6 separate regions of the Homo sapiens genome follow, and all the other regions are linked to region 6. The links are chromatin loops, found by intact Hi-C in ENCODE. Cell type or tissue: heart left ventricle. All regions are shown on one strand. Each heading gives the region's core, and the rest is flanking DNA. Links, peaks and the distances in the headings are about the cores only.

What was found. A loop is a pair of places that touch in the nucleus more often than their neighbours do. Peaks named below come from ENCODE experiments on the same cell type or tissue, not always from the same donor. Only the 100,000 strongest peaks of a DNase experiment are listed, where the experiment ranks them.
Region 1: a loop joins it to region 6, with 3 times the contacts of the local background. A loop is called at or near these places in 20 of 110 quality-filtered maps.
Region 2: it touches region 6 in a loop (5-fold over the local background); 19 of 110 quality-filtered maps call a loop at or near these places.
Region 3: it touches region 6 in a loop (1.8-fold over the local background); 18 of 110 quality-filtered maps call a loop at or near these places.
Region 4: it touches region 6 in a loop (2.1-fold over the local background); 3 of 110 quality-filtered maps call a loop at or near these places.
Region 5: it touches region 6 in a loop (2.6-fold over the local background); 18 of 110 quality-filtered maps call a loop at or near these places.

What each region holds. Positions count from the first base shown.
Region 1 is chr11:17,729,010-17,734,017 of GRCh38, forward strand. No RefSeq gene overlaps it. Among named protein-coding and RNA genes, the nearest start is that of KCNC1, 3.3 kb to the right of the region's middle. In heart left ventricle, for the core only: a CTCF peak has its summit at 2,206 (motif pointing right); a DNase peak (open chromatin) is centred at 2,242; H3K27me3 peaks cover 2,530 bases.
Region 2 is chr11:17,768,226-17,773,233 of GRCh38, forward strand. It overlaps KCNC1 (potassium voltage-gated channel subfamily C member 1), which reads left to right. Exons shown (of 4, transcript NM_001112741.2): 2 at 3,440-4,373. Among named protein-coding and RNA genes, the nearest start is that of KCNC1, 36 kb to the left of the region's middle. RefSeq lists enhancers at 3,022-3,522, 3,523-4,023. In heart left ventricle, for the core only: a CTCF peak has its summit at 2,887 (motif pointing right); no DNase peak of the experiment used is centred there.
Region 3 is chr11:17,758,083-17,763,090 of GRCh38, forward strand. All of the region lies in intron 1 of KCNC1 (potassium voltage-gated channel subfamily C member 1), which reads left to right. Among named protein-coding and RNA genes, the nearest start is that of KCNC1, 26 kb to the left of the region's middle. RefSeq lists an enhancer at 2,496-2,997. In heart left ventricle, for the core only: a CTCF peak has its summit at 2,470 (motif pointing right); a DNase peak (open chromatin) is centred at 2,469.
Region 4 is chr11:17,597,142-17,601,141 of GRCh38, forward strand. It overlaps OTOG (otogelin), which reads left to right. Exons shown (of 56, transcript NM_001292063.2): 31 at 2,530-2,556. Among named protein-coding and RNA genes, the nearest start is that of OTOG, 52 kb to the left of the region's middle. In heart left ventricle, for the core only: CTCF peaks have their summits at 1,976 (motif pointing right) and 2,180; a DNase peak (open chromatin) is centred at 2,020; H3K27me3 peaks cover 450 bases.
Region 5 is chr11:17,977,373-17,982,380 of GRCh38, forward strand. All of the region lies in intron 8 of SERGEF (secretion regulating guanine nucleotide exchange factor), which reads right to left. Among named protein-coding and RNA genes, the nearest start is that of SERGEF, 33 kb to the right of the region's middle. In heart left ventricle, for the core only: CTCF peaks have their summits at 1,507 (motif pointing left), 2,580 (motif pointing left) and 2,783; a DNase peak (open chromatin) is centred at 1,509.
Region 6 is chr11:17,844,782-17,849,789 of GRCh38, forward strand. All of the region lies in intron 10 of SERGEF (secretion regulating guanine nucleotide exchange factor), which reads right to left. LOC124902642 (a long non-coding RNA gene) reads right to left here. Exons shown (of 2, transcript XR_007062610.1): 2 at 2,522-5,008. It overlaps LOC107984317 (a long non-coding RNA gene), which reads left to right and starts at 2,594. Exons shown (of 2, transcript XR_001748144.2): 1 at 2,594-5,008. In heart left ventricle, for the core only: a CTCF peak has its summit at 2,188 (motif pointing left); no DNase peak of the experiment used is centred there.

The DNA.
Region 1 (5,008 bases), core at 441-4,440, 120 kb before region 6:
ATCTACCTGTTCCTTTTTTTTTTTTTTTTTTTTGCTTATGGTTTTGACATCACATCTAAGAAACGATTACTTACTTCAAGTTCTTCTAAGAGTTATATGACTTTGGCCCTAACATTTAGGAATTTGGTCCATTTAAAATTTTTAATATGGTGTAAGTATGGGATCCAAATTCATTCTTTTGCGTATGAATATATAGTTGTTTCAGCATCATTTATTGAAATGACGATTCTTTCTCCATTGAATTGTCTTGGCACTCTTGTCAAAAATTAATTGACCATAAATATATGAGTTTATTTCTGTACTCTCAATTCTATTCCATTGATCTATCTATCTATCCTTATGCCAATACCACACAGTCTTGATTATTGTAGTGTGGTAGTTAGTTTTGAAATTGGGAAGCGTGAGTCCTCCAGCTTTACTCTCCTTCTTCAATACTGTTGTGAGTTTTCTGGGTCCCTTGCATTTCATAATGTATCTTTAAGTAGTCCTGTCCAGGAGGTGTTTTCAGTAGCTACTAACTGTGCCTGGTACTACCCGGGACCTATAAATTGGCATAGAAATGTAAAGCAGGGTCTTGTTAGTACACAGAAAAAAATAGTTATATTGGAGGGAAGGTGATGATTTTTTAATTTCCAGTCATCTTCGATGTAGCTTATGTAAAATAAATGTATTAACTAAATATTATTCTGTAATTGCAAAAAAAGTTGCATCTGTTTTTGTTGGCATACTGAATGCTTCCAAATAAATGTAACTTATTTTAAATCATTATATAGGTGTGCCGTGCAGTTAATAAAAATATGAAGCTTTTTTCTGTATTTTTAAATATTTGTAGTATATGTCAGCTTCTTAAAATTTATATTTGGTCTTGAGTCCTTTTCTAAGTCTAAATAAATATTCACTTTTGTATCCAACTTTGTATTCTTTTTTGCTTTCTTTTTTTAAAAGAGTGACCCCCAAAACTTCCAGGCTTCAGGCCCTACACACCCTGGACCCACCTCTGCATACTGACCATGCTCACCTGCAGGCTGACACATCCACAGGTGTACATACAAGAGAACTTGCCAGGCTCTCCCTATCAGAGGAGCCGCAGAGGGAAGACCTTTAGGGTAGCCACGAGTCTCCAGCTGCTTCTGGGAGGAGAACTCAGTGTCCTCTGCACAGTCCTGCTGTGAACATGCTTGCAGGAGGGCCTGTACCCACCCAGCCTCCTTACATATATGCACACCTGACCATGTTCACCACAGCCATCATCTCATCTCACACTTCCGCACCTCCCTCCCACAGCCTGCAGGGAGAGGCATCCAGGCCCAGGGAGGGCTAATGCTCTGTCCCCAGGGCCACACTGACACCCTAAGGGACATTGCTGAAGGATGGTAGGAGTCCATGAGGGGGAGGGGGTGTAAGGGCTGGTCACAGAGGGATGAGAAGTGGGCTAGGGAGCCCGAGGGAAGGGAGAAAAGGGAAGAAGAGGAAATGAGGTACCATGTCATTTAATCCTTACCAGACATTGGTCCCTTTATGGATAATGAGGAAATAGAAGCCTAGAGAGGGAATGGGACTAGTTGACGCAGCTAGTGAATAGCAAAAATGGGATTTGTAACCAAGTCTGTCTACATCAGTGGTTCTCTCAACCGGAAGAAATTTTACCTCCCAGGGTACATTTGGCAGTGTCTGTAGACCTTTTTGGTGATCACTGCTAGGGAAGAGGCTTCTACCGACACCTAGTGGACAGAGGCCTGCTAAATATCCTGCAATGCACAGTACAGCACCCGGCCCCAACCCTGGCAAAGGATTACATCTGAGCCAAGATGTCAACAGTGCAGAAGTTGAGAAACCCTGGTCTAGACACCTTCCAAGAGTATTCTTCACCTTGGCCCCTTTCTGGACTTCCCATGGCCTAAGCCATGTTGGTGCCCCTGCCCCAGAGTTTCCAAGAAGGAACAGCTAGCTGTATACCTCGCTGCAGCTCAGCCCAGGTTACCAGGGTCACTGCTCAACCTACAGATCTGTGGCCAAGGTCGCCAATTTCCCACTACGGCATCTCTGGATTCAATCTTCCCTGACCATTGGAGGCAGGCGGTATGGTCTAGGGAGGGGATGTCTGCCACCCCCACGGCTTACCATCAGAGCAGGGTTACTATCCTCAAAGCCTTCTCGGTCAATACCCAGCTTAGGTTAGTTCCCAGCCATGGCCACAAGATGGCACCCCAGCCCACCAGGAGGGCTGAGGCTCTGGGCCTGGGAGAGCAGCATGGAGGATGTGCCAACCTGGACAAAAGCCTAGGGGCTGGACTTGGGCCAGTTCCAGAGCTTAGCAGGACCAGATCTAAGGCCTGCAAGTGCCAGGTGGGAAAACATAGGCCAAACTTGGCTTCAGAACTCCCTTCACCTTTTTTTTAGTCCACTCCCAACACCAGCTTATATTCTAGCCTTTCCTACATGAAGCTTACTGAAGCCCAGCAATCCCTCCTTGGGCCTAAACAAGAGAAATTCTAGAACTTAGATGTTAAGGATACAGGAGTTATTATTATTATTTCAATACAACAGTAAAAGCAAAAAACGAGGCACAGAGAAGTTGAGTAACTTGCCCAAGGTCACAGCTAGTCAGTACTGGAGCTGGGATTTGAATCCAGGCAGTCTGGTTTTAAAGTCTGTGCTCTTAGCCACTGAACATACCACACCACAACTGCTCCCACCCCCACCAGCCCCAGCTACCAAAGACCCTCTGGCACCAGACCACAAGCTTTCTTCTGCAAGGGAGGGGCAAATGGCTGCGAATAGGAGGTGCTGCTCCAAAGTGGAAAAGGAGTGAGGTTTTCAGTCTAGCTGGGGGTCTGTCGTTAGTGTTTGCGAGTGAGAAGCTAGGGAATGGTTAGTCATTCTTCCTCCTATTTCCCCCCAAAACCCTCTGTTTCTCTGTTTTCTGGTTTTTGGTTTTTGTTGATTTCTTCTGTGTTGCCCTCTTGGTTTTCCTAGGCTGTTTGCAAATGCTAGCATTCTCGCAGTGTGAAGGGGAAGTGAGAGAAGAAAGTTTGATGTCCTGTTCAGGATCCACAAGGGAGGCCATTCTTTGGGGCCTGGGCTGGGGGTGTGTCATCAGGGATCAAAGTGAGAATCCTAAAGTGGAACAGTGTGGGGCACATTGGGAACAGCTACCCTCTCCTGCTGGGGAGGCTCCTGTGTCTGAGTTTTCTCTGCTTACCTCTTGGGGGATTTTAGGGTGTAATGGGCTTTAGGGTGCAATGAATACCCTTTCACATTCCTTCTGCCTCCAACCCTGGCCTACCTCCCTCTTTCTAACACATCGTCCAGAGCCCCTAATCACCCAACCTTCTGCCTACCAGGAGCCCCTTGTTTCTCTCTGTCTCTCTGTGCCCCCTCCCCAACTGCCTGGGTCACACTGCAGCCCCCTATTAGGACTCGCCATGGCGTAGTGATGGGGCCCTGCACTGATTCCCTAAAAAACCCTGGGTAAGTCCCTCCTCCTGACTTGGTCTCCATTAGGTGTTCCAGACTCCCACAGTCTCTGCCACTTGGGTTCTAGGATCCCAGCCTCTCTCCTAGCCTTTCTCAAATCATCTGGACCTTAGTGAGGATCTACTGTATTCTGGGCACTCTGGAGGGAAGCAAACAAGAAGCCCTGGAGGAGCTGATGGTCCTTTTATGGAGATCAGATGAGCTATGGAGAAGATCAGGAGCCATACTCTGATCCCGTGTGGTTCTGCAGGTGAAGAGAGAGGTGAAGTCCTGGAACCCTATGGCTAGTAGAATCCCAGAAGATTCTTGGGTGAGAAGAGGGGCTGGACATCTGGGTAGAAAGAAAGGAAGGTTTGGAGAGGCTGCTTTCTTGTCTCTCCCCATCTTGATTTCTCCCAGCTGTGTGTGTGTGTGTGTGTGTGTGTGTGTGTGTGTGTGTGTGTGTGTGTATGTGTCTGCCTCTGTGTCCACCTTTTTCTCTTCCTTCTGGATTCTCCATTTCTATTTCATCTTCTACCAATGTTGGGACAGAATTTCCTGAGAACCCATGTCCCGGGGATCTGAATATGGGCCAGGATGGGCCACACCAGGCCGGGCCACACCAGGCCAGGCTTCCTTGTGGTTAGGAGATGGGGACTCACACTGGTCAGGGTGAAAGGGACACTCAAAATCACTCTCATCCCTGCATTACTCTGAGATTGAAGGGGAAACAGCTCCTATTTAGAGGAATCACACAGATCAATATCTGGAGGGAGGAGGTGCCATGCAGGCCCCAAAATCCAACCCTCTCTTTGTCTCTGCCCAACTCTGCCCATTTCTGACTTAATTTAGCCTCTCTGTCTCTCCCCTTGTCCTATTCCCATCTGTCAATCCTTGCCCTGCCCCTCTCCACCCCTTCAAGCCTTTTACCCACCACACACAGATTTTCCTGTGGCTAGATTGGGATTCCCCTGGCCAAGTAAGGAGAGCGATGTCTGTGGCACAGCTTTGTCCCCAGGCTCACAACGGCATCTGTGGGTCAGGGTAGAGGGACAGCTGTCTGCACAGTTAGAAAGTGCCAGCAGTAATAAAAGCCTCATATCTTCTTAATTAAATCGCCCTTTGCCCAGGCATCCTGTGTTCGATTGGGTTGAGCTGGGATCAATAAGCCTCTTTCCCACCCCAGCCACCCCTGGAGACGGGCCTGACCTCCCCAGTCCTGCCTAGGCCCACCTGGCCACCTCCCCAGAAGGCTGGGAGCTTCTCAAGGCCAGAGGCTGGGTCAGATTCATCTCTTGTGTCCTTGTGCCTGGGACGGATCCTGAAACAAGTAAGGAGTAAAGGAGTGATTGCTTTACTGAGTAAACCAAGGCACTAGCAGCAGGCATGGGCCAGGAAGGCTTTGAGGTTCAAACTGGAACTCCCACCCCCAGGACCAACTGTGAAGATGGAGGAATCACAGCAAGCAGCAGCTCCCACCCAGCTCCCAGACATAACACCAGCTTATCACCCAGGGCAGTTGAAGCCCTAGGAAGTGCGGGGTGGGGGTGTC
Region 2 (5,008 bases), core at 946-4,945, 76 kb before region 6:
TTAGTAGGGCCCTGAAGGATGAATGGGATTTTTCCAGACAGAGACTGGCAGGAGCACTCTCCAGCAGAAGGAATAGCAGGTACAAAACCACGGAGGTGGGGAGACACTCTGTGGTCAGAAATGGCAGAGAGCTGCACATGGCAAGAATGTTGGGTGCATGCAGGGAGAGGACCCTGGGAAATCAAATGAGGCCAGGACGTGGAGAGCCTCGTGTGCCAGGCTGGGGAATTTGGACTTTCTCTGTGGGCTGCATGGGCAGAGCTGGGATTCCAGTTGAAAGCACCCTCTGGTAGCCAAGACTGAAGTCTAAACCTGCTTTGATGGCAGTGACCCTGCCCGGAGAGAGTCCCATATGAACAGGGAGTACAGTGGAGAATGGATGTTGGTGGGGGGGGGGGCGGTTTGGGAATGGGATGTCCTGGCTGATGGGGCAGTGAGGAGGGGAGGTGCCTCCAGCCTTCAGCCAGGATTGAGAGCCAAGTGTGCAGTGGGCCCTGCCTCTTGGCACCGTTCGGTCATCCACAGTGTGCTTGTTCCTCTCGTCCCATACAAAGGCCAGGGCAGGGGGTGCAGCTGGGGGGCCTGCCCTGCCCTTAGGGAGTCTCTGGGCTGTGAACGCCAAGCTCCAGAATGCGGCCTTCTAGGGGGGATCTGAAGCCAGATACCCAGCAGACCAGGATGTGTGTTTTAGCTCCAAGAGCCTTGGCAACTCTGGTGATGGAGAGAGCTCTGGAGCTCATTAAACTTGCAGCCAGCATGGCAGCCTCTTCCCGTTGCTTCTACATTGTTTTCCTGGTCTACCTCTGTTGTGCTCCAGGTCTGGTCTTTCTGGATCTGGGAGCCATGGCTTTGAGCCTCTACCCTGCCTCTCTCAAGTGCGCCCACATTACTCTGACCTTTTTCCAGCCTCTTCTAGTTCATAGGGCTGAGGGTTCAGCTTTTCAGTCCACTGCATTGTACTTGTCTCTGAATGTATCCTTCACCTGAGCTAGGCAGGGAGCTCCCTGAGGCTGGAATGAGGCCTTATTCAACTCTGTGCCAGGCAGAACTTGGTGCCTTGTGAGGAATGGATGGATGGGTGCATGGGTGGTTGGAAGGGAGGGATGGAGGGAGGGACACAGGAAAGAGGGAGGGAGATAAAGAAAAAAGGAGGGAAGGGAAGATGAATGGATGTATGGATGGAAAGAAGGAAGGGAGGGAGAGAGAAAAGAAGGGAGGGAGGATGAGTGGATGGATGGGTGTATGAATGAATTAAAAAGGATGAATGGATGGCAGGGAAGGAGAAAGGAAAGGAGGAAGGGAGGATGATGTGCTGGTGAAAGAAAGGAGGGATAGGCCAGGTGGGGTGGCTTTCGCCTGTAATCCCAGCACTTTGGGAGGTCAAGGCAGGAGGCTTACCTGAGGCCAGGAGTTCAAAACCAGCCTGGACAACATAGAGAGACCCCATCTCTGCAAAATAAAAATAAATAAATAAATTAATTAATTAATAAAAATTTAAAAACAGGAAGGAGGGACAGATGGATGGAAGGAAGGAAGGCTGCATATGGACCACACTTGATAGTGGCTCAGGAGACAGTTTTCTGAAAATCGCACAATGCTCTGGAACCAACAGGACTAGTAGTGTCCCGTTGGCATAGCTTAGGCAGATCTCTTCCCGTTTCTGGGCCTCAGCTCCCCGTTCGTAGCATGTGGTGTCTCAGAACAGATCATATCTACAGGCTACTCTCACTCTGTCATTCTGAGATGCCAACTTTGTCACTTCCCTTTGCTCCCAGCTTCCCTCAACACAGAATGTGGTTTGGAAGGTCCACATAATTCTTGGTTCCCAGATCCCTGCCAGGTTGAGTGTCAGGCCCTGTGACCATGGTTAATCCAAACAAGACTGTTCTGGGACTTCCAGGGCACCCCCTGGGTGGGGGAGGGGCATCACTGCAAACAAGGCGGCCTCTAGGGGCAGCATGGCTGCCTCCTGCTGTTGACACAGGGCGCGACCTTGGCCCTCCTCCAAATGATCTATGAGGGCAGGTCAGAGAACAAAGGTGTCACGCCTTGCAGACTGTAGCCCGGAGCTGCCTTGTGGAGAAGGCACTGCTTTGGCCATGGCTAGGCAGGGAGAAGGGGGACCCAAAAGGGTGGGGTGCAGTGAGGACATGCAGGCGGGAGTGACTATCTGGGCCCCTGAGAGAGGGCTGACTGGCAGGGGCCCATCCACCCAGGGCAGGGCCAAGGGAGGCCACAGTGTGTTAGAGTCCCGGCGGGGCTGGCAGGAGACTGTGAGAAGAGACCTTGCCCCAGAATCCAGTCTGAGCAGGAGGGTTTGAAACTCAGAAAGCTGCTTGATTCTGTCTCCTCGGTACCCATGCCTGCTGCAGGCTAGAGAAGCCTAGGGGGTCATTAGATGAGGCCTCCAAACCAAACCAAAGGGTCTCCCAAACCTTTTTGCTGGGGGCTCAGGGCCAGAGCAGGTGGTTCTGGACAGGCAGGGTGATCCTGGCCATTTCCTTCTCATTGGTGCTGTCTGAGAGAGTAGGTGCCCACACATGTTTGGGAAGCCCCAGGCCTCCAGCAGCTTCTTCCTCCCTCCCACTCACACCCCTACCCTAGGGCTGGAAAGGAGTCAAGCAGAGCCTATGGATTATGGTGCCTTTGGGGATCCCTGGTGCAATTCTCCTCCTGATGCCTGAATCCTCAAACAGTCTCTCTCACAAAAGATCATTCAGCCTCTATTTGAGTACCTCCAAGGACAGGGAACTCATTACCATGTTGTGGTGCAAGTTCCTAGGAAGACAGAGAGAGGGGGTACATTTTAAAAAGCTGTCTATGACCATGGGGAAGACATACATTTTTTTCAGCTCTAGGCAGGATAGAACCTGAAAGAGACCACATGAGGGAGGTACAGACCCATGGAAAAGAGCAAAGAGCCTGGAGTTGGGAGAACAAATGGAGATCTGGCCTCTGAGGGGCTTCATTCCACTCTAGCTGCCCCCTCTTATTTCTTTGCAAACTTCAGCCCCAGCAGGCTAGCTAAATGGGCAGGGTAGCTAAATGCCTTAACAAATCAGCTCCAAATCACAGTGACTGAACACAATGGAAATTTATTTCCCACTCAGGTAACAGTTCAATGTGGGTATGTGGCTGATGTCTTTCTTTTCAGGGACCCAGGCTCCTTCCCTCTGTAGTTATACTAGTTATTGGGGCTTCCACATCTAGCTGGCAATAGGGGGAAGAAGACAGCATGGAAGGCGGAGTAGGAGGGTTTTAGAGCCTGCCCTGACGGTCGTGCAGGCCCCCTGTGCCCTGAGGAGGGAAATGTAGCACGTGCTGCAGGGGGCCTGGTGCTGGCATCTCCCCCCGCCTGGCCCTGGGACTGGACAGAGGCAACCCAGGCTTCTCCACTCTGGGTGGGCCTCCCTCTGACACTGTGTCTTTATCCCCACAGTATGTGGCCTTCGCTTCCCTCTTCTTCATCCTGGTCTCCATCACCACCTTCTGCCTGGAGACCCACGAGCGCTTCAACCCCATCGTGAACAAGACGGAGATCGAGAACGTTCGCAATGGCACGCAAGTGCGCTACTACCGGGAGGCCGAGACGGAGGCCTTCCTTACCTACATCGAGGGCGTCTGTGTGGTCTGGTTCACCTTCGAGTTCCTCATGCGTGTCATCTTCTGCCCCAACAAGGTAGAGTTCATCAAGAACTCGCTCAACATCATTGACTTTGTGGCCATCCTGCCCTTCTACCTGGAGGTGGGGCTGAGCGGCCTGTCCTCCAAGGCAGCCAAGGACGTGCTGGGCTTCCTGCGCGTCGTCCGCTTCGTGCGCATCTTGCGCATCTTTAAGCTGACCCGCCACTTTGTGGGCCTGCGGGTCCTGGGCCACACGCTCCGAGCCAGCACCAACGAGTTCCTGCTGCTCATCATCTTCCTGGCCTTGGGCGTGCTGATCTTCGCCACCATGATCTACTACGCCGAGAGGATAGGGGCACAGCCCAATGACCCCAGCGCCAGTGAGCACACGCACTTTAAGAACATCCCCATCGGCTTCTGGTGGGCCGTGGTCACCATGACGACCCTGGGCTATGGAGACATGTACCCGCAGACGTGGTCCGGCATGCTGGTGGGGGCTCTGTGTGCGCTGGCGGGCGTGCTCACCATCGCCATGCCCGTGCCCGTCATCGTGAACAATTTCGGGATGTATTACTCCTTAGCCATGGCTAAGCAGAAACTACCAAAGAAAAAAAAGAAGCATATTCCGCGGCCACCGCAGCTGGGATCTCCCAATTATTGTAAATCTGTCGTAAACTCTCCACACCACAGTACTCAGAGTGACACATGTCCGCTGGCCCAGGAAGAAATTTTAGAAATTAACAGAGCAGGTAGGAAACCTCTTAGAGGCATGTCGATCTGACCTTTCACCTCTGCCCCCTGTAGCGATGATTCCAGATCCAGTCAGACTGCTTCCTTAGTTCCGTGGGTGACCCCGGACCCCGCACTCAGTCTGGAGGTGTGGAGCCTGGGGGCCCAGGGAGATGCTGGGCGGCCAAATTCAGCAGGCAAGAGCCTGCTAGAGGAACCTCACTGGTGCCCCTGGGTAAGGAGGTTGACGCGGTTGGTCTCGTGATGTTCTGAAGAGACAACGCGGCCCGCCAGGTTGCTGAGGACTAACTTAGCAGGAGCCAGGGGGGCTCTGCTTGGTGGGGCAGGAGTCCGGTGTGAGTCTCTGACTCAGGCTACTGACCCGGTGTTGGGACAGAGTGGGGGCGGGTGTGATTTGGAAACGCTAGACAGCCTTTGATCTGGTCCTTACCATGGCTCCCTTCAGGCTGTGTAGATGGCAGAGATGGTGCATGGGATCTGGGCAGGAGGGTCCCTTGCAAAGGCAGGTGCAAGGGTTCTCACCCCCGGCAGAGCCTGTCTCCATAGCTGAGTAGAATTCCTGCCCTGATTTCGGGCTGCCCAGCTCGAGGTCCTTCCCAGGAGACGCCTGTAGCCCTCCGTGACAAGCTTACTT
Region 3 (5,008 bases), core at 581-4,580, 87 kb before region 6:
ACCCTGCTGCTGCTTTATCAGCTGAGTTTATGGAATATTCTAAATCCTTTGTTGTCATTTCAACAATGTTTATAGCATCTTCACCAGGAATAGATTCCATCTCAAGAAACCACTTTCTTTGCTTATCCATAAGAAGCAACTCCTCATCTGTTCAAGTTTGATCATGAGATTGCAGCAATTCAGTCACATCTTCAGGCTCTACTTCTAATTCTAGCTCTCTTGCTATTTTCATCACATCTGCAGTGACTTCCTCCACTGGAGTCTTGAACCCATTAAAGTCATTCACGAGAATTGGAATCAACTCCTTTTGAACTCCTGTTAATGTTGCTGTTTTGACCTCCTCCGATGAATCACAAGTGTTCTTAGTGACATCTAGAATGGTAAATTCTTTCCAGAAGGTTTCAATTGACTTTGCACAGATTGATCAGAGGAATCAGTATCTATGGAAGCTACAGCCTTATGAAATGTATTTCTTAAAGAATATGACTTGAAAGTAAAAATGACTCCTTGGTCCATGGGCTTCAGAATGGGTGCTGAGTTAGCTGGCAGGAGAACAACATTCATCTCCTTGTACATCTCTATCAGAGCTCTTGGGTGACCAGGTGCATTGTCAATGAGCAATAATATTTTGAAAGGAATCATTTTTTCTGAGCAGTAGGTCTCAACAGTGGGTTTAAAATATTCAGTAAACCATGCTATAAATAGATGTGCTATCATCCAGGCTTTGTTGTTCCATTTCTAGAGCACAGGCAGAGTAGATTTAGTCTGATTCTTAAGGGCACTGGGACTCACAGAGTGGTAAGTGAGTATTGGCTTCAACTTAAAGTCACCAGCTGCATTAGCCCTTAACCAGAGAGTCAGCCTGTCCTTTGAAGCTTTGAAGCCAGGCATTGACTTCTTCTCTCTAGCTATGAAAACCCTCAATGGCATCTTATTCCAATAGAAGGCCGTTTAATCTGCATTGAAAAATCTTTTGTTTGGTGTAGCCACTTTCATCAGTGATCTTAGCTAGATCTTCTGGATAACTTGCTACAGCTTTTCCTTCTCTATCAGCATTTGCTGCTTCTCCTTGCACTTTTATGTTATGGAGAGAGCTACTTTCCTTAAACCTGATGAACCAACTTCTGCTAGCTTTAAACTTTTCTTCTGCAGCTTTCTCACCTTTCTTAGCCTTCCTAGAATTCAAGAGAGTTAGAGCCTTGCTCTAGATTAGGCTTTGGCTTAAGGGAATGTTGTGGCTGTGTTTCATCTTCTATCCAGAACACTCAAACTTTCTATCAGTAGTAAGGCTGTTTTGCTTTCTTATCACTCATGTGTCTACTGGAGTAGCACTTTCAATTTCCTTTTAGAACTTTTCCTTTGCATTATTCAGACTTGGCTGACTGTTTGGTGCAAGAGGCCTAGCTTTTGGCCTATCTCAGCTTTCGACATGCCTTCCTCACTAAGCGTAATCATTTCTAGCTTTTGATTTAAAGTGAGAGGCATGAAACTCTTCCTTTCACTAGACCACCTAGAGACCATTGTAGGGTTATTAATTTGCCTAATTTCAATATTGTTGTGTCTCAGGGAATAGAGATGCCTGAGGAGAGAGAGAGATGGGAGAACAGCCAGTCAGAACTCAGATAACATTTATCAATTAAGTTTGCCATCTTATACGGGTGTGATTTGTGGTTCCCCAAAACAATTACAATAGTAGCATCAGAGATCAATGATCACAGGTCACCATAACAGATATAATAATAATGACAATTTGAAATATTGCTAGAATAACCAAAATATGACACAGAGACAAAAAGTGAGCATATGCTGTTGGAAAAATAGCACGGGTTGCCACAAACTTGAATTGGAAAAAAAATTGCAATATCTGTGAAATGCAATAAAGCAAAACGCAGTCGAACGAGGCATGTCTGCATATCCTATATGGAGCGCCTTCCTACTCACTGCCTAATCTGGGAATCTTATTCACGTATTTCTTATTCCAATCTGTGGCTTTCCCAAAAAAATGTTTGAGGCACCTAAGACACACCTACCACAGAACCCTTAAAAATAAAGAAGAAAAAATACATGTAGTATAATGAAGAAAAGAAATAGCTATACCCCAAACCCAGGTAAAGGATTCGCCTAGAATTGAGCACTAAATTTAGCCGAGCTCCCTGGCAGTCAGAGCAAAAGAGAAAATGTGAAGGGTTTTATGACTCATCATTTACTAACAGAAATGTAGACAGGCGTACTAGGAGACACCTGCTTGTTCTAAGCCCTGAAACACAAGAGGAATTTCCCACGTGGGATCCTGGTATTGCTCCAAGTCTAAGATGCTAATGGGAGAGGGTGAGAGGAGACCCCCGTTAGCCTCCGTATTTATTTACCATCTGCTCTCCAGGAGGAAGGCTCAGTCCACAGGAGCAGGTGCGATATGGGCTCCTGATTGGTCCTTCTGGGGACTAACATTCAGGTTTCCTGGCCTGTGGGACTGCAGGGGGCACTGTGGGACAGCACACCACACTCCCTAAGGCCTCCCCTAGGGCCCTCTGTACCTGCTGGTGGCCAAGAAAGGTCAGAGTCGCCAGATCCGGCTACAAGGGCACCTCCATGCCACCTCGCATGGTGGGACCTCTGCACGCGCTGCCTGCTGCTTAGGGGGCTTATGGAAGGCAATGAAGTCCGTTGTTCCCGAGGACAGTGAGACTGATCCAGTGCTGAGACCTCAGGCAAGATTCTTTCCCTCTGAATGGCAGCTCCTCATCTAGAGAGTGACATGATAACACCGCACTGGGCTGGCACGAGGTTTAAACGGGACAGTGCATGGGAAGCCCCGGAAGCAGGGCCTGCCCAAGACTCAGGAAGCTGTTGTCATCTCTTTTCTTGTTACCAGAGTTAGGCGGGAAAGTCGGCAGCTCTGGCTTGAGCCCCACTCATCGTGCGACCTTGGGTGTCCTTTCCCTCCCGACACCCAAGACAGGCAGGGGTCCACGTGGAAAACCCTGCAAGCATGGGGACAGGAAGTCCCCCTCACCTCGAGGACCATGTCTCTCACTGACTGGAGGCCACAGGGCTGGATCTTGGACACACCTGGACTCGTCCACAGGAAGCTGGCTGTGTGCTGCACTGGCGGTTCCCACCAGGCTGTCCTTGGCTCCTGGTCCCTTAACAGGCAAGTGGTAGCAGAAGCAGAAAGAATTAGAGAGAAAGGCCTAAAACTTAACACATTTCTCCCTTTAACTATTGCTCTGCTCACCTTCCCACCTCCCTCACCTCTTGGTAATTTGTGAAAAACAAAATTCTGTGTTTGGATGTTTGTTGTTTGTGCAGGGCCGCCTCGGCCAGCTCCCGGAATGCCAGTGTGCAAGGGAGCCAGCAGTCTTGGGGTTTTGCCCTGGATCTGGGGAAGTCCTAGGCACCTGGCCTTTTCTTCCACACCCCTCAATGTTGTCTTACTTCCTGGAGTGTGTTATTTTAAGAATGATGGAACTGCATCTCCAAGAGGTTACTAGGCCATAGGCATATGGTTCGTGGCCGAGCTGGGATTCAAACTCAGGTCTCTGGAGCCAAGTCCAGGCCTCCTTTCCTTCCACCATGTGGCCTACTTGCCAGCACCTACCGTGGTCCGTTAAGCATCAGACCTGCCTAGCATGTGGGTCTTATCTGGCCCCATGGATCCCAAATGCCAGGATTGGCTGGTGGCATCAGAGCCTCCTGGGGCACAAATTAAAGGTGAATTTCTGTTCCCACCCGTAACTACTAAGCCAGAGTCTCTGGGCTCTGCGCTTGGATCTCCCTTCAGTCACTCTCCCCAGCACTCTCCCTCCCCTGCCATCCTGCCCATCACACCAGCATCTGCCCACTCCTGCCTCCTTCGTTCCCCACCAACCACCTCCAGGGAAAGGTTCTTACTCCCAGCTCTCCTTTCTACCCTTCCAGGGGCATGGGTTTAGCCCCCACCAGGGCCTCCTTGTTGCTAAATCCAGAGACAGCTCCTCCGGCCCCATCCCACGGGATCCCTCTGAGGCCGTCTCCTCAGGGACACCCTCTCCCCTTTTACTGCAGGACAAGGGCTGGCCATCACTGGATATTGGTCACCTGCTGCTGGGCCAGGCTCAGCCTCACTCACACTGCATGGGCTGAGTGTGGGAAGAGACGGGTCTCTGAAGGACAATGGTGGTGTTTTGTGCCTCAAACTCCCAGGCACCTCCCAGCTCAGCAGTTCCCGTTCCATGACTAGAAGATTCTAGGCTTTTCTACATGATCCTAAACCTTTGGAGAGGACCAGGGCGGGAGGGTCCACCGGAGCTTCAAGGTGAGAGGCTCTGTGTGGAGGCTCAGCGGTGTGTCTGAACACTTCCTTCTTGCTCTCTGTGTATTATTTCAACTCACTGTTACAACCACTGGGAGGCAGACAATGAAGGCTCAGAAAGGGACAGTGACTTGACCACAGTCACCTGGTTGAGTCAGGCCTGAAAAGCAGGCGGGTGTGACGTCACGGTCCTGCCGTTTCTGCTCCAGCCACTACCTCCTCTGATGAGACTCCAGCTGCTTTGACTGGATCTTGAAGGCAGGTGGGCCTGAGGGATGAGAGGGGCCTGGAGGGCTGGAGGGATACTGCCTGAGCCAAGACTTGATAAGAAAATCGCCACACTGGAGCCCAGTGCTGATGCTCCTGGAGAACGTGGTTCCCCTCTCTGGTCCTGCTGAGTGCTCTGCACCCCTGGGCCACTCCCTCACCGTGCTGCGCCTTCGTCTCTCCATTCCCACCCGCCAGGCAGCTTTTGCAACCTCCCCCGAGGACCTCCTCCATCAGTGCTCTGGTCTTCTAATGACCAGGTTTCCACAAGCCCAAGGTGCCACCGATGTAAGACATGTGCGGATCCAGGAAGAAATACCATTCCGGGATGTGTGCATTTTATATGTTTCAACTTCCAAAAAAAAGATACGCATCTTGGGATGAAAGTACCATAGGAACCCCTGCCACCTCGGGATGGGCCAGCCCAGCTGTTGTGGGGGCTCTTTCTGG
Region 4 (4,000 bases), core at 1-4,000, 250 kb before region 6:
TATTCATTGAATTCTTACAACTACCCTTTGAAACAGGGCTATATATTTCCTATTTTACAGTTGAAGAAACAGCCTAGAGAGAGAGATCAAGTAACATGCTCAAGGTTAGTGGAGGAGCCAGGGTTCATCCCTAGAGAGTCCAATGCGAACCCGAGCTCATAGCCACTTTGTTAGAAGAGTCAGGAGCCTAGACCCAGAGCTACCACTCGCAAGCTATGTGACTTCAAACAACTCACCCAACCTCTCTAGGGCTCAATTTTCTTGTGTGAGAAGCAGGAATAGACCTGCCCCCAAGGTTGACTCTGAGGACCAAACTGGGTGATGAATATAGAAGTCCTTTGTCAGCTGAGGTTTGCAGGTCCCATCAGAGGCAGCACAGATGATCAGTTTATTCAGAGTAATGGTGGTCTGCAGATGCTTTTCATTGCACACACCTATCAAGTAAAATCATTTTGTGCACATACATATGCGTACATAGATATGCATCCATAGATATACTCCTCAAGTAAAATATGTAAACAAATTTAAAAATTAATATTTAAAAGATGAAAGAAAATATAAAGAAGGCTAAATTCTTCATTGATTATTTTTTATTTATTCCCACGCACCAAAGGATTTTCCTCGTGCAAGCACCTCACCTTGGGGTGCGATGGCCATTACACAGCCTTGCGCTCTGGGGTCAGACTGACTGAGTTTGGCCCCAAGCTCCACTGAGTTGGCCTGGGACATATTCCTCACACTCTGAGTCTCTTCGTCTGTAATAGAAGGGTGAAGATAACTGCTTCTACCTTGTAGGGTACTGTGAGGTTTAAACAAGGCATTGCATGTACAGCACTTGGCACAGTGCCCTGTGCTAATGTGGGGGTTGTTGTCATTTTTTCATGGACACCCGGTACTGACATGTCCAGAGCCCTGAGGCCTGCAGGCAAGACGCCAAAGGAAGAAGGTGGAGCAGAAGGACACTTGCTGAGGGTCCACTGTGTGCCAGGCCTTGTGCCTATGTGCATTACTTCATTTAATATGCAAGACTAGGGGGAGGTGATTGAGGTGCTTACCTGGGGTACAAAGTTTCAGGGGGCACCAAAAATGCAGTAATCAAGAGAAATAATGTTTCAATATAATATTTCTGTAAAATAAAAATTGCTGTAAAAATACTGTGATGAACAAACTATCAAAGGATCAATAGTATTAATGTTTCCTTTTGTCTCAGTCTCTACTCTGGCTCAGTGGGAGACTGTTAATGATCTTGTCTTTATTTTTAAATTGTAATATTTTATTTATCATGGATATTTTTGCATTAATTTTGATGTTTTAAAAATATTGCATTAAGATAGTATTTATCTTGATTACTGAGATTTTTGGTAGCCCCTTAAATTTCACATCCAAGATGAGCACTTTGCCTTACCCTGGTCCAGGCCCTGGCAGGTCTATGGGGCAGATGTACGTAGCGGTCCCACCTTAGAGGAGGGCACTAAATTTCACTGACGTTAAGTAATTTGGTCCAGTATGCACAGCTGATGAGTGAGGGAGGTGGGATTTGAACTCAGGTCTGACTCTAGAGAGCTGGCTTTTTAATGACTCTTCTCGGCTACCACCCCTTGACTGGGTATACCCTGGAAACCAGAAACTTGGAGATTTTCTAATTTTCTGGTTCAGCCTTCTGAGTCTGCAGATGGAGGGAGAGGCAGGCACGTGCCCCTAGCCACATGGCGGGCCTGTCTCCTGACTCCTAGTGTTCTTTCTGGAGGGTGACCCCAGATGCATTGACCTTGTGGTCTGGGGTGTGCAGTGAGTCGGTGGCTCTCTTCAGACCGTGCCTATGTGTGAAGCATGCTGCTCCTAAGCTTTATCCCAGGTCTATCCGCCTGGCTCCTCATGGCTTTGCTGCTGGCTTTAGGGGTCTCCTGCAAGGTCCCAGGCACACCTCAGTGGACTGAGAATCTGCAGCTGAGGGGCTAGGGGAACAGGGTGTGGTGCTGGGGATGACCACTAGAGGGCAAGCTGAGCTCACGCTTGCGGGAGCTTCTCACAGCTCGGCTGGTGGAAGCGCCTCTGCAGTGCAAGGGGCTTGAAGAAGCCGGGGATGCTGGGGGCTCCCGGTCCCCTTCCCACCGAAGGCTCTTGGAAGACCAGCCTCCATCTTGTGCTTGCATTCCTCTGGGGGCCTTCCGCAACATTTCTGATTAAAACTCCCACTCCTTGGTTCTAATCCTGCTCTTTGGCGCCACACAAAATACACCTGCTTCTTTTCAACATTCATTCGTTTGTTCATTTACTTGACACATCGCTGAGGTGCCTACTGTGTGCCAGTCTTTGAGCCTCGTGCTGTCGGCCCAGAGAGGAGCCATTCTCTTTCCTCCACTTAAGACATCTGCATCCATGACCATTCCCAAATCTTGACATGTGGGAGGCAGGCCAGGCCCAGCACTTGGGGAAGAAGGGAGGCTGGGATGCTGGGAGCCTTGGCTCTGTCTGTCTGTTCCAGGCTCTGGGCTGGCTCTCAGGAAGTTCCTGTTCTCTCTCTTTCAGCGTATGACTGTGACTTCTTTAACAAAGGTAAGCCCCTCCTCCCCACGCAGAGTCTCAGGGGCTCAGGCACTGCCAGCCCTGTCCTGACGCCACACAGCATCAGCCATCCCGAGGCGCTGCTGGCCCTGGAAGAGCCGTGACCCGGAATGGGAGGGCCCCCATCATGCAGAGAGAGCCCTGACAGTGAAGGGCCCAGGGGTGTCCTGCACCTCTATCCTCAGCAGTTCCTGCAGCCCCTGTCCGGGGCCCAGGCAGGCCAGCTCCCGGGGACTGTGCTCGGCAGGGCAGCCCCACCAGGAAGGAAAAACCCCATTCTCACTTATGTGCCAGCTCCTCCGCCTTCATAATCTAGCTCATCAGGCCCACAGAACATCACCTTGGGTTCCCCGAAGATTAGCTTTTGGCAAAAGCAGACACAAACTGCCCTTTCTGACTATGGGTGGAACAAAACATGTGGCCTGCCACATTCATCTTCAAACTCAGCCAAGGTTGCAGGGTTCCGGGAGATGCTCTGACATTTAGATTAACGAGGGTGAAAACACAGGTCATAACCAAAGACCCAGGGGAGGTTAATGTCCAGTTTAGAGCCAATTCATCAATTTAATCACTGGGATTGGGTGGGTGGGGTAGAGAAGGGCTGCCCAGGAGTAGTTTTTAGCACCGAACTTCATCCAGTTGGGCCAGGGTCAGACCTTGGTAGAGTGAGATGCTCATCTGGTCCTCAGTGCTGTTCGCCTTTGACTTCCAATCCCCGACCCTCCTCCAGGGACTGTGCTGCCAGGAGCAGGCCTATGTGGGCAGAGGCCCAGACTTTTTGTCCTCAGTTGCCTGCATTATCAGATTTTGGCTTGACTGTGGTGGGTGAAGTGGAAAGGAGAGACTGGAGACAGGATACCATCTGGGGGCCTGCGAGATGACGGCCGGACCAGGGTGTAGCATGAGCATCCGCAGGACTGCAGTTCTGCCAAAATGCTAGTCCCCAGGGGCTCTTGACAGCCCCAGACCTTCAATTGGTAAAGGAATGAGCCTGCAATGGGGGAACTGTGGTCCCTGGGGCAGACAGGATCTGTCTGACATCAGGCAAGGCATTTCAGCAAGATGGAGCTGTTTCGTTTTCTCTCTTCCATGGCATTTTGGGTGGCAGTAACTGGCAAAGGACAAGCTGTTTCTAGCATCTTCCACCTACCCACCCACCCACTCACCCATCCTTGCTCCGTTCTACTAGCATTTGCTCTGGTCCGGGCCCGCCAGGTGTTGGGAAGTCAGTGGTCCCTGAGTCCTGCCACAGCGGTGTGTGGAGCAGGCTCACGCCGCCTCTCTAGCACCTATTGTGTTTCTAACTCCACATTCAGTTGGTAGTTTCCAGTTGACCCCTGGTGGGAGTGTTTACGCCATGGAAATCCAGAAGCCCTACAAACCACTTTTTTTTGTTTGAGATCTCATTGTTAGCCATTTGCCAGCACAGCCAGCA
Region 5 (5,008 bases), core at 457-4,456, 130 kb after region 6:
CATTCCTGGAAGAAAGAACTGCTAGAACACAGGCACAGAGGGGAAAGGTATTTAACCATTTCTCAGTGGGCTTTATACCACCAGCCACCACTCCCTAACCTGCTCCAATAAATACCTGCCCTTTCCTGCTTCAAAGGCCTCCTCCCTCTGGCAGTTCACCACCATAACTCCCCCAGAAGCTTTCTCCAGGAAGGAGAGACAAAATATCTGTTGCCCCCTCCCTAAAGCCTAAAGGGCTGCTACAGACTGAATGGTTGTGTCCCCATCAAATTCATATGTTGAAATCCTAACCCTTAATATTATGGAGACAAGGCCTGTGGGAGGTGATGAGGTCATGAAGGTAGGGCCCTCATGAATGGGATCATTGGCCTTATAAAAGAAACCCCAGAGAGCTCCTTTACTTCTTCTGCCATGTGAGGCACAGCAAAAAGGTGAGAGTCTATGAACCAGGAGGCAGGTCATCACCAGACACCAAATCTTCTGGTATTTTGATTAGGACTTCCCAGCCTCCAGAACTGTAAGACATAGGTTTCTATTGTTTATAAGCCACCCAGTCTATATCACTTGGTATAGCAGCCTGAATGGAATAAGATAGTCAATTGCTACATTTCCCATAAGGTCACCTTGAGAGGAAGTGGCATGATGAAATAAAATAAGCTTTGATATCAAACACAGCAGGATTCAAGTGTCTGCTTTGCTTTCTAACTAGCTATGGTACTTTATACAAGCCACTTAGCCTCTCTGAGCCTCAATCCTCACCTAGAATGAAGGGAAATGAACCCTACCTTAAGGGGCTACAGCAGTATTACCCTCAGGCTGTAGAGCAGTACCTGGCAGAGCACCTAGTACATAGTAAGTACTTGGCAAACACTGGCTCCCTGCCCTAACCTGATCCCCTTGGAAATTAAAAAAAAAAAAATGTTCTTATTCAACCAATTGTGCTAACTCATGTCTTCAGCATGTCTCTGGCAAGGCCCTGGGCCTGCCCATCTGTGGGGTATAGGACTTAAGAGATGACCCCTAATTCTATCCATTGCACAGTGTGATGGGAAGCCTTGGTCCAGAGAACTGAGGAGGAGAACTGGACAGGGCAGAGGCGAGCAGAAAAGATGTGCACATTGCTTTTGCTGTGAGTGAGAAGGTGAAAAATCATTAAGACCAGGCCCTTGAAGAAATCAGGAAAAAGGCAGACAGTTAACTGCCACTGCCAGGTCCTCTCCCACAGCTGGCTCACTGGCCCTTGTCCCCTGGATCTCCATGGGGCAGCCAGCTAGAGGTCAGATCCATATCAGTTCCTGTTAAGAGCAAGGACTATCAGCTATTAACTCAGGGTGTGTCCTTATGCAAGACCCTTTCCCTTTCTGGGCCTAGGTTCTCCCATCCATACAAAAACAGGGAAGGCCTGGGTGACCTCCAGGGGCCCTTTCAGCTCTGACCTTACTAATTCCGAATGATGACTCTACCAGCCTCATCCCAAGGCTAGCTGGCTGCCTACTGCTGCCATCTGGTGGCCCTGCAGGCCCAGCCCCTTGTCGAATACACCCACTTCAGAGGGTGACTCCTGCTTCTGCTTCAGGTGCACACATGCTACACTTCTCTAGACCACAGATCAATGGGTATTCACAGCCAAACACAAAATCCAAATATAATGATAACGCTTCATCTCTCTAGCAGAGATGACACAGCTGCAGCTGAGAACATGACCTCCCTTCTCAAAGACAGAAGGTAACCTGCATAAGATCACAGAGCTGCCTGGTTCCCAGGCCAGTACACGGTTTCACTTTGCCACAATGCTTAGGGCTGGTGGGTACCTGCAAACCAAAAATAAAGTCAGCCTAGAGCCAAGGAACAAAGCTGTTTGAAGGTGGGGAAAAAACTGCCAGGATTCCTCGCAAACCTCAAGAAATAGTAAGGCATGGCACGTGAACAGGCTGAGCACTGCTTGCAGAAATTAACTGGAAATACAAACTTGGGGTATCCAATGTATCTCCCTAATCTTGGAGGTGATCATTCATAAGAACACCTGCAGGGTCTTCCATAAACCAGGCTCCAAGCCACCACCACAGCCTGGATCCTAGACTAGGCAGACCACCAAATAGTGGGGAAGACACCTGGGGTAGCATTGTGTGTTTGTGTGAGCTTCCCCCTGCCAGACAGCAGCTCCTCCGGGCAGGGTTATATCTTTTCTTCTCTATCTCCAGGCCTCTTAACACCTGGCCAGAGGCGCTCAGTGAATGCAAGTATACAAGTAGATCCTTTAGGTTTCTGCACAACATGGGACCTGTCTATTCTTTGTGGACTCAACTGATCATACCCTTGGCTCTGTCTGCAGCCTTCCTTTACAGTGTAGACCCTGAAAAAGCACATTGTGTGACTTTAACTAGGTCGCTTGCTTTTCCAGGCCTCTATCATCGCACATCTGCAGCATACTAGGGTTTTACTGGATGATCTTCGAAGTCCTTTTAATTCTAAAATGCTAGAATTTGAAACCCCCAGGCAAATCAAGACTGATCTTCACCTGCAGACACAGCCGCTAAAAAATGGGAAAGGGGAAAGTAATCAAACAATGCTTCCCTCTAGTGGTTCAGTGCTGTCATTACACCCTACCTGCGCAGAGACCCTGTCACTCAACTTCTACTCCAATTCACCCTGAACTCTGAATGAAAGAAATCAGCCTGCAGCCAGCAGAGCCCAAGTGCAGGGGAGCGGGAGAGAAAAGAAAGAGGCCAGGCTCAAGAAGCCAAAGAGGCCTCTTAGCCAGTTCCACAATAGTGGAGAAATTATCCATCTTTAGGAACAAATATATTTTGCAACTTAAAGGACCTTTTGTGACCTCCAACTCCCCTCTTCAGATGAAGAAACTGAGGCTCAGGGATATTCAGGAGGGACTTACCCAAAGTCACAAAGCTGACTCATGACCGAGCCAAAAATAGATGGCCACTCTCCTGCCTCCTGCTAAAGTATCTTGCCTCTCTTCCATGCAACCTCCGAATTGAGGCCCGTGCAAGTGACTTGTCAAGGACATATATACATGGGAATAGATGGCAAAGGAGCCAGTCTCTTGCACTGAGGGGTAAGTGATCTTATTAACTTTAAAATAGTATTTATAGGAGCTATAATCAAATTGAAAATATTCAAAATTCATCATAGAAAACAAATTCACTCATAATCCCACCTGGCCCATTTCCTTCTAGTCTTTTCTACAGAAACATTCTTTTTTTCTTTCAACAAATTAGAAGTTACAGTATGGTTAATCATTCTTTTCACTTACTATACCACGAGCGTATTCCTGTCATTAAATATCCTTCTAAAACATTCTATTTAATGACAATATAATATTCCAACATATGGCTCTGCCACAATTTGTTTAACCAATCTCTCTTCAATTTTATTTGTTTCCATACCTTTGTTTTTGTCATTATAAATTAGGCTGCAGTAAATGGCATTATACTTAATCTTTGAATACATCCATGACTATTTCTTTAGGCCAGTTTTATTTTTTATAGGATAGAATTTCAGAGCTGGAATGACCCTTAAAGATTATTATGTAAACGTATTGGCCAGATGGAAGAAAGGGACCAGAGAGTTTAGTGTCTTGCCAGAGGACAAAGAGAAAGCAAGAGAAGCAAGTCAAACTCTCCATCTATTAAAATGTGACCTTCCCAAAGCCCAACCACAATTTCACACCCTTCCCTGACCAACTTCACCCACACTGACCTCTCCTTCCCCTGAAATCCTAGAGCCTGCAGTGTCTGGGTCACTCCTTCGGCCCTTGGCCACAATCTTTTTATTCTTCTACTAAATATTTAGTTGCTCATCCAACCACAAGCTTCCTAAAGGTGGTTCTGGATTTTATATTCCCCTGTATTCTGTAGCATAGTACTATATGCATATAGATAAGCATTTCACAAATATCTGCTAAAGGACTAAAGATACCTATGAATTTCCTTCCAATTGCTTGCCGAAATGTAGTATCACTGTCAAAAGCTGGGGAAAGATGTTTCTTTGAAGGGTAAAAGAAGTTTAGCTGATGAGTTAGAGCTCTCTGAGAAACACAAGATCTGGAATTAGAATAGCAGGCTTGGGGACAAAAGATGGGATTCAAGTTTTAGCTCTGCCCTTCTGTGTGAAACAGGGCAATGCCATTAACGAATTAGGGACTCTTGTGTGAAGTAAGGATAATAATACTCATCTTGCCAACTTCATATGAGAACATGGATGTGAAAGTACTTTATAGTAATAAAGGTGGTCCGTGAGAGTTATGATTGCTGTTGTATTCTCATGTAGCTGCTTCTGTGAATCCCAGAATGGCCTCCTGACCCTCGCTTCTCAGGAACCATTTCCCAGTTTCTACTCCACACACATATCCTTAAAGAAATCTATGGCTGCACTCTTCAGGTAAGAATAAGTGTTTTCTTGAAGCAGAACTTCTTTTTTTTTCTCTTTGAGACAGGGCCTCACTCTGTCACCCAGGCTGGACTGCAGTGGCGCAACCTTAGCTTACTGCAACCTCCACCTCCTGGGCTCAAGCCATCCTCCTGCCCCAGCCTCCCAAGTAGCTGGGACCACAGGCACGCACCACCACACCCAGATAATTTTTTTTATATTTTGTTGTAGAGACAGAGTTTTGCCATACTGCCCAGGCTGATCTCAAACTCCTGGGCTCAAGAGATCCACCTGCCTCAGCCTCCCAAAGTGTTGGAATTACAGACGTGAGCCACCATGCCTGGCCAAAGCAGAACTTCTTATACAGAAGGAACTGTCATTCCTGGTTCAGGTCCCTGGATTTGACTAGTTAAGTCGTCCACACTTCCTCATCATCTCTGGAAAGAATGTAACAAGGCAGAAAGAACACTGTACTGAGAGTCATGAGACTTGATTGAGTTCTGGTCCTAGCTCCTTCATTCACTCACTGTGCCTCCCCTATTTAGTCCTCAGTTTTCACATCTCTAAACTGAGGAATTAAGGCCAGATGATCTCTAAGTTTCCATCCATTACTGACATTCTA
Region 6 (5,008 bases), core at 581-4,580:
GGCCAGGGGTATAGAGAGGCTCTACGCCAGAGGTGTCCAATCTTTTGGCGTCCCTGGGCCACACTGGAAGAAGAATTGGGCCACACAAAAAGTACACTAACAACAGCTAATGAGCTTAAAAAAAAACAAAACAAAACAAACAAACAAAAAAAACAGAACAAAAAACCCCTGTTTTAAGAAAGTTTACAAATTTGTGTTGGGCTGCATTCAAAGCTGTCCTGGGCCACATGCAGCTCGCTGCCCGTGGGTTAGCAAGGCTGCTCTAAGACAATGAGTGTAGGTAGGCCCTTCTATAGGTCCTCTGAGTTCATGGAGCAACTTCTCAGCAGCCATCTCCACCAGGTTCCCTTCTTCTGTTGTTTCACTGTGGTTTGCCTCTGTAACTGCTTGTTCGAGAACTCTGTCAGCAAACTCTACATGCTCTGCTTCAACTTCTTCATGTCCATTTTTTTTTATAGCCTTAGCATAACAAAGTTAAATTTGATTTACCTTTGGGGGCTCAGCTATCAAAGCCTACTCCTTCTTCTACTCTCAGGCCATCGGCCCTGGGGCTGATAAGGAAACACAGAAGCAGTGGTTAGAGGCGTAAGTAGAAGACTCAGTAGAGCTCACTGTTAGAAAAGCCAAGTGCAGAAAGGGTTCCAAACAGGGGCACAGCAGCAGTGCTGAGTGAAGAGGCAGCCTCAGTAGGAATGGGGTGTCTCAAGACTTGGGCTCAGCTGACTGGCCTCTCCATCCTGGCTCTGTTCACTGATATACTAGGCAAGACACACCCTTCTTTTAGCCTCATTTTTCCCATTTGTAAGTGAAGAAATTGAATTAGCTTGTGTCCATGTTTCCCATCCAGATTCTGAAATTTGAGATTTTCATTTTTTTTCCTTTGGCATTGGATACAAATGACTAAGACTGATACTGTGACTCATGTTTATAATCCATAACCACAGAGTCTGAAATCTTAGAGCTAAAAGAGATTGACCAATACAATTCTCTCTTTTCTACTCATTTGATGATAAAGAAACTAAGGTCCAGAGAGGGCCCACTTCCAGGTCTATAGAACTGGGAATTGGGTGCTTAGAAATTTGCAGTTCTGATAGTCACCAGGTGATTAAGTTCTGGAAGGGCAGGAACTATCTGTCTTGTTCTCCACTGCATTACTGGCCAGATTTTTTTAAATGCTTGTTGAGTGAATGAATGAACAAATAATCTCCCTCCAACGTCATGCAGCCTGGGACCAGGGAAGTATCCTTACTCCTTGCCTGGAGGTAGGGGCAGATAAGACTGAAGCCACAGACTGCTTCTGGCCCCTAAAGGGATGGTGCTCTCTAGCTGGGGAGACAGAACAGAGCCAGGAACAAATTCTCAAGGTTGGTGGTGCCAGCAGCTCTTGGCCATAAAGTGGGCTTCTACTAGAGTCCTTCGTGCTGTGCATAATGAATCACGGTATGTCAATTACTGCATTCTGTTAACAAGCTCATGTCCACCTGTGTATCGCCAATGAGTGCCTTGCAATTTGCCACAGCTCTGCAGTTAATACACGGCAGAACAAGTGGGGCAGAGGATTCTGAAACACTCCAGGCCCAGGGAAATCAGGTGGTTGGTTTGTTTTTGGCAACTACTGGGCTTGATGATTGGGCAGCAGTATGTAGAGATGTATTCTCTCCTCTCTGGGGAAAGGGTCTGTGTCCTGGGTCTTTCCTGTCCTGATTCAGATAAGTTCAGATGGAGAACACCATCTTTGTATTTTTTTTTCTCTGAAGTATTGAACAAAACGGGGCAGAGGCAGAATGGTAATTAAAAAATCACCTCCAGCATGGTTTGATGGTCTGGTCATCCGATCATCAGCACTGAAGTCTCTCACAGGATTCAAAAATGGCTCCATGACACATGAACACTGTGATCTTGAGTATATCTCTTAATTTCTCTGCAACTCCATTTCCACATCAGCAAAACTGGGATAATAATACTTACCTTGCAGAGATACTGCAAAGATTAAATGAGAGAATGCATATTGAACCCAGAATGGTGGCTGACATGTAGCAGGTATATAATAGATGAGCCTCCTAGTATGTTAGAGGTGTTTCCTGAAGGGATTCTAATCTCCTGAGGAAGACTAGGGCCCAAGACCTTAAGCAAACCCAGGCAAGAGCCTCTGTGTCTTAGATGTGTGTGTGTATTACCCCCTAGTGGCTCCACAGTAATGATTACAACTGCAGTCATGTGAGGATGTCAGATCTGCACCTCACCTCCACACTGGCTGTGCGAGAAGTGAGCAAGCCTCCTGGTGACAGGGGAGGCTGTTCCTTTATCAGGCAGCACCGCTGCAGCCCCTGACCTACTTTCTTACTAAAAATAGCTCTTCTTAGGTCACTGCCGCAAATTGAATTCCACTGCTTCACTGCACCCTGTAAGCAGGTGGGTGGGCGCCAGAGCACATTTGGTGAGCTGCAAGCCTCTGCTTATGTGGTGCATTGCTGCCCAAGGATGCTAATTCCACATGCCTGAGCAGACGGCAGAACGTGTCTGCACTCAGCAGGGCTGTACGTGACCCTGCTGGGGTTCCTTTATTTGGGGGGAAGGGGGACAGGGAGGGGCAGTGAGGGAAATTCTAGATCCAGTTTTGAAGTCTGACAGAACTGAATTGAAACACAGCATCCAATGCTTTCTTATTTGACCTTGGGAAAGTCACAACTTCTCTTTGCCTCAGTTTTCTCATCTGTAAAATGGAGAAAATAAAACTGACCTTAAAGTATGATTGTATAGATATTTTAAAACGCTATTTACAAAGCAGTCTTTGGCACAGAAGAGGAGCCCAATAATGAAGCTAGTACAGGTATTCTCCATTGTATGGCCTGTTGCTCCACATGCCCTCCAGCTAAAGCCTCTCATAGCAGGGGGAGCAAGGGACAGAAGGCCAATCAAAGAATTAGGAAGATTTTAAGCTGAAAGGGCTTTAGCAGTACTGAGGTCAAAGGTTCTCAGACATGGCTGAGCATCCCAATAACTGGTAGCCTGTTAATAATACTGATTCCAGGTCCTTATCCGGGAGACTGGGACTCAAGAAGTCTGTCTAGGGGCCAGGGTATCTGCAATTTAATAAGCTCTCCAGGTGATTCTGATGAACTGCCAAGTTTGAGAACCTCTGAACTAGGTCAGTCACCTTGTTAAAGTAAATGAGTAAATGAATTACTACTATTTTTCTTCCATTATAAGCACAATGCATAGTCATTATAAAATATGCAGAAAACATGGAAAAGCAAAAAATCAAAATAAAAAAGTAAAAATTCAATCATATATTGAGTGATTATTAAATGCCAGGCCCTTTGCTGAATCCTAGGGATTTGTTGATAACACAATTCTGACCCTAAGGAAGGCCCAGTCTATGTGCAGAGATGGAAACAAACAAGAAGACTGTAACAGAGGACATATGTGTTAGAGCCAAGTTACAAATTTTATAGAAAGAAGGATGAAGGAGCAACTGATTCCACCTAGGAAGTCAGGGAAATTTGCAGAGCTGGACTAGAAGAAGAGCAGATATTCATGGCGAGACAAGGGAGTAAAGGGAATTTCAGGAGGAATGAACCAGACATACAAAAGCATACAGGGATGAAAGGTATTTGTTAGGAAAATGTCCTAAGGTCACCATAGTGAGGTCACCATATACAGTAAATAGTGGTGGCACAAAGACAGCTGGTGTGAACATCTGGGTCTGGATCATGAAGGGTGTGGATAACATCAACAATGCTTCCTACACTGGAAAGTATATTTCCCAGTATATTTTTCATATGTGCCTTTTTGTTTTCATTTTTACATGACCAATGCTGCAATTCTTACTTAATAAACACTACAAATTAGTGAAGCAGATAGGTCATCTTTTATCCATTACCAAATGTTAGTAAAATTAGGTAGCTCCTAATTTTACTAAATTATAAAAAGACTATGATGAACATCTTTAACCATAAAGTTTTTTTCCATATTTAAGATCTTTCCTTAGAGAAGAATGCTAGGATATGAATTAATAAATGAAAGTGAATGGACATCTTCAAGGCTCTTGATAATAGCTCCAAAGGATTTTCCAAAAGTGGCACAGATGTTTTTATAAATGAGGAGATAAGGCCCAAAGAGGTTCCATGTCTTGTCCAGATTATACAGTCGAATGGGGCGGTACCAAGAGCAACATCTGGGTCTCCCAACCCCCACTCTAGCTCTCTTTCTTCTGACCACATTGCTTTTCTACAAATCATAGAGAGATGAAATAATATCTATTCACCCAATGCTTCCAATCAATTCTAAGTATTTTAGGTTGGCAATGTACATGCATAGGAGATGTGAGTAACATGTGTGTGTTTACATGCACATGTGAAGCTCTATATACGAGTCTATTTTTCCATCCTTATCATGTATGCTCCCCTACCAATGACAATTTTTGTTCTAGCCAAGCTGAGCAAATCTTACATTGTCTTACCTCCACACCGTTGATCCTACATGAAGTATCTCTTGTTCTCCTAGTCAAATTCTATGCATATTTTTAAAATCCAAAAAGCATTTCCTGACTCTGGGCACTTACTATCAACAAGAGTCATACGTGATACTTACTTTATTGCTTTGCAGCAGCTCTGGTATTGATATAAAATTATTTAAGTTTTACCTATACAATAAAAGCTGCCTCCAGCTTCTGTTATTAGAAAGGGATAAAACAACCCCCCCAACCCCACCCTTGAGGCTAATGAAAAGACTTCTAGCATTTGATGGGCTGAAGACAGGTAAGGCCAATCCCTTGTACCTTCTATATCTACAGTAGTAGACATCTTGGTAGACTGGAAAGAGCACAGGACCAGGAGACAGAATAATAATAGCTTCCATGTGCTGAGGACCTACTCTGACCAGGCACAATGCTGGTTGCTTTATATACATTATTTAGAATCCTTAAAATTACCCCCAGCAAGGGAAATATTATTTGACCCATTTTACAGATGAGGAATCTTAGGACCTGAGAGATTAATTTATTCAC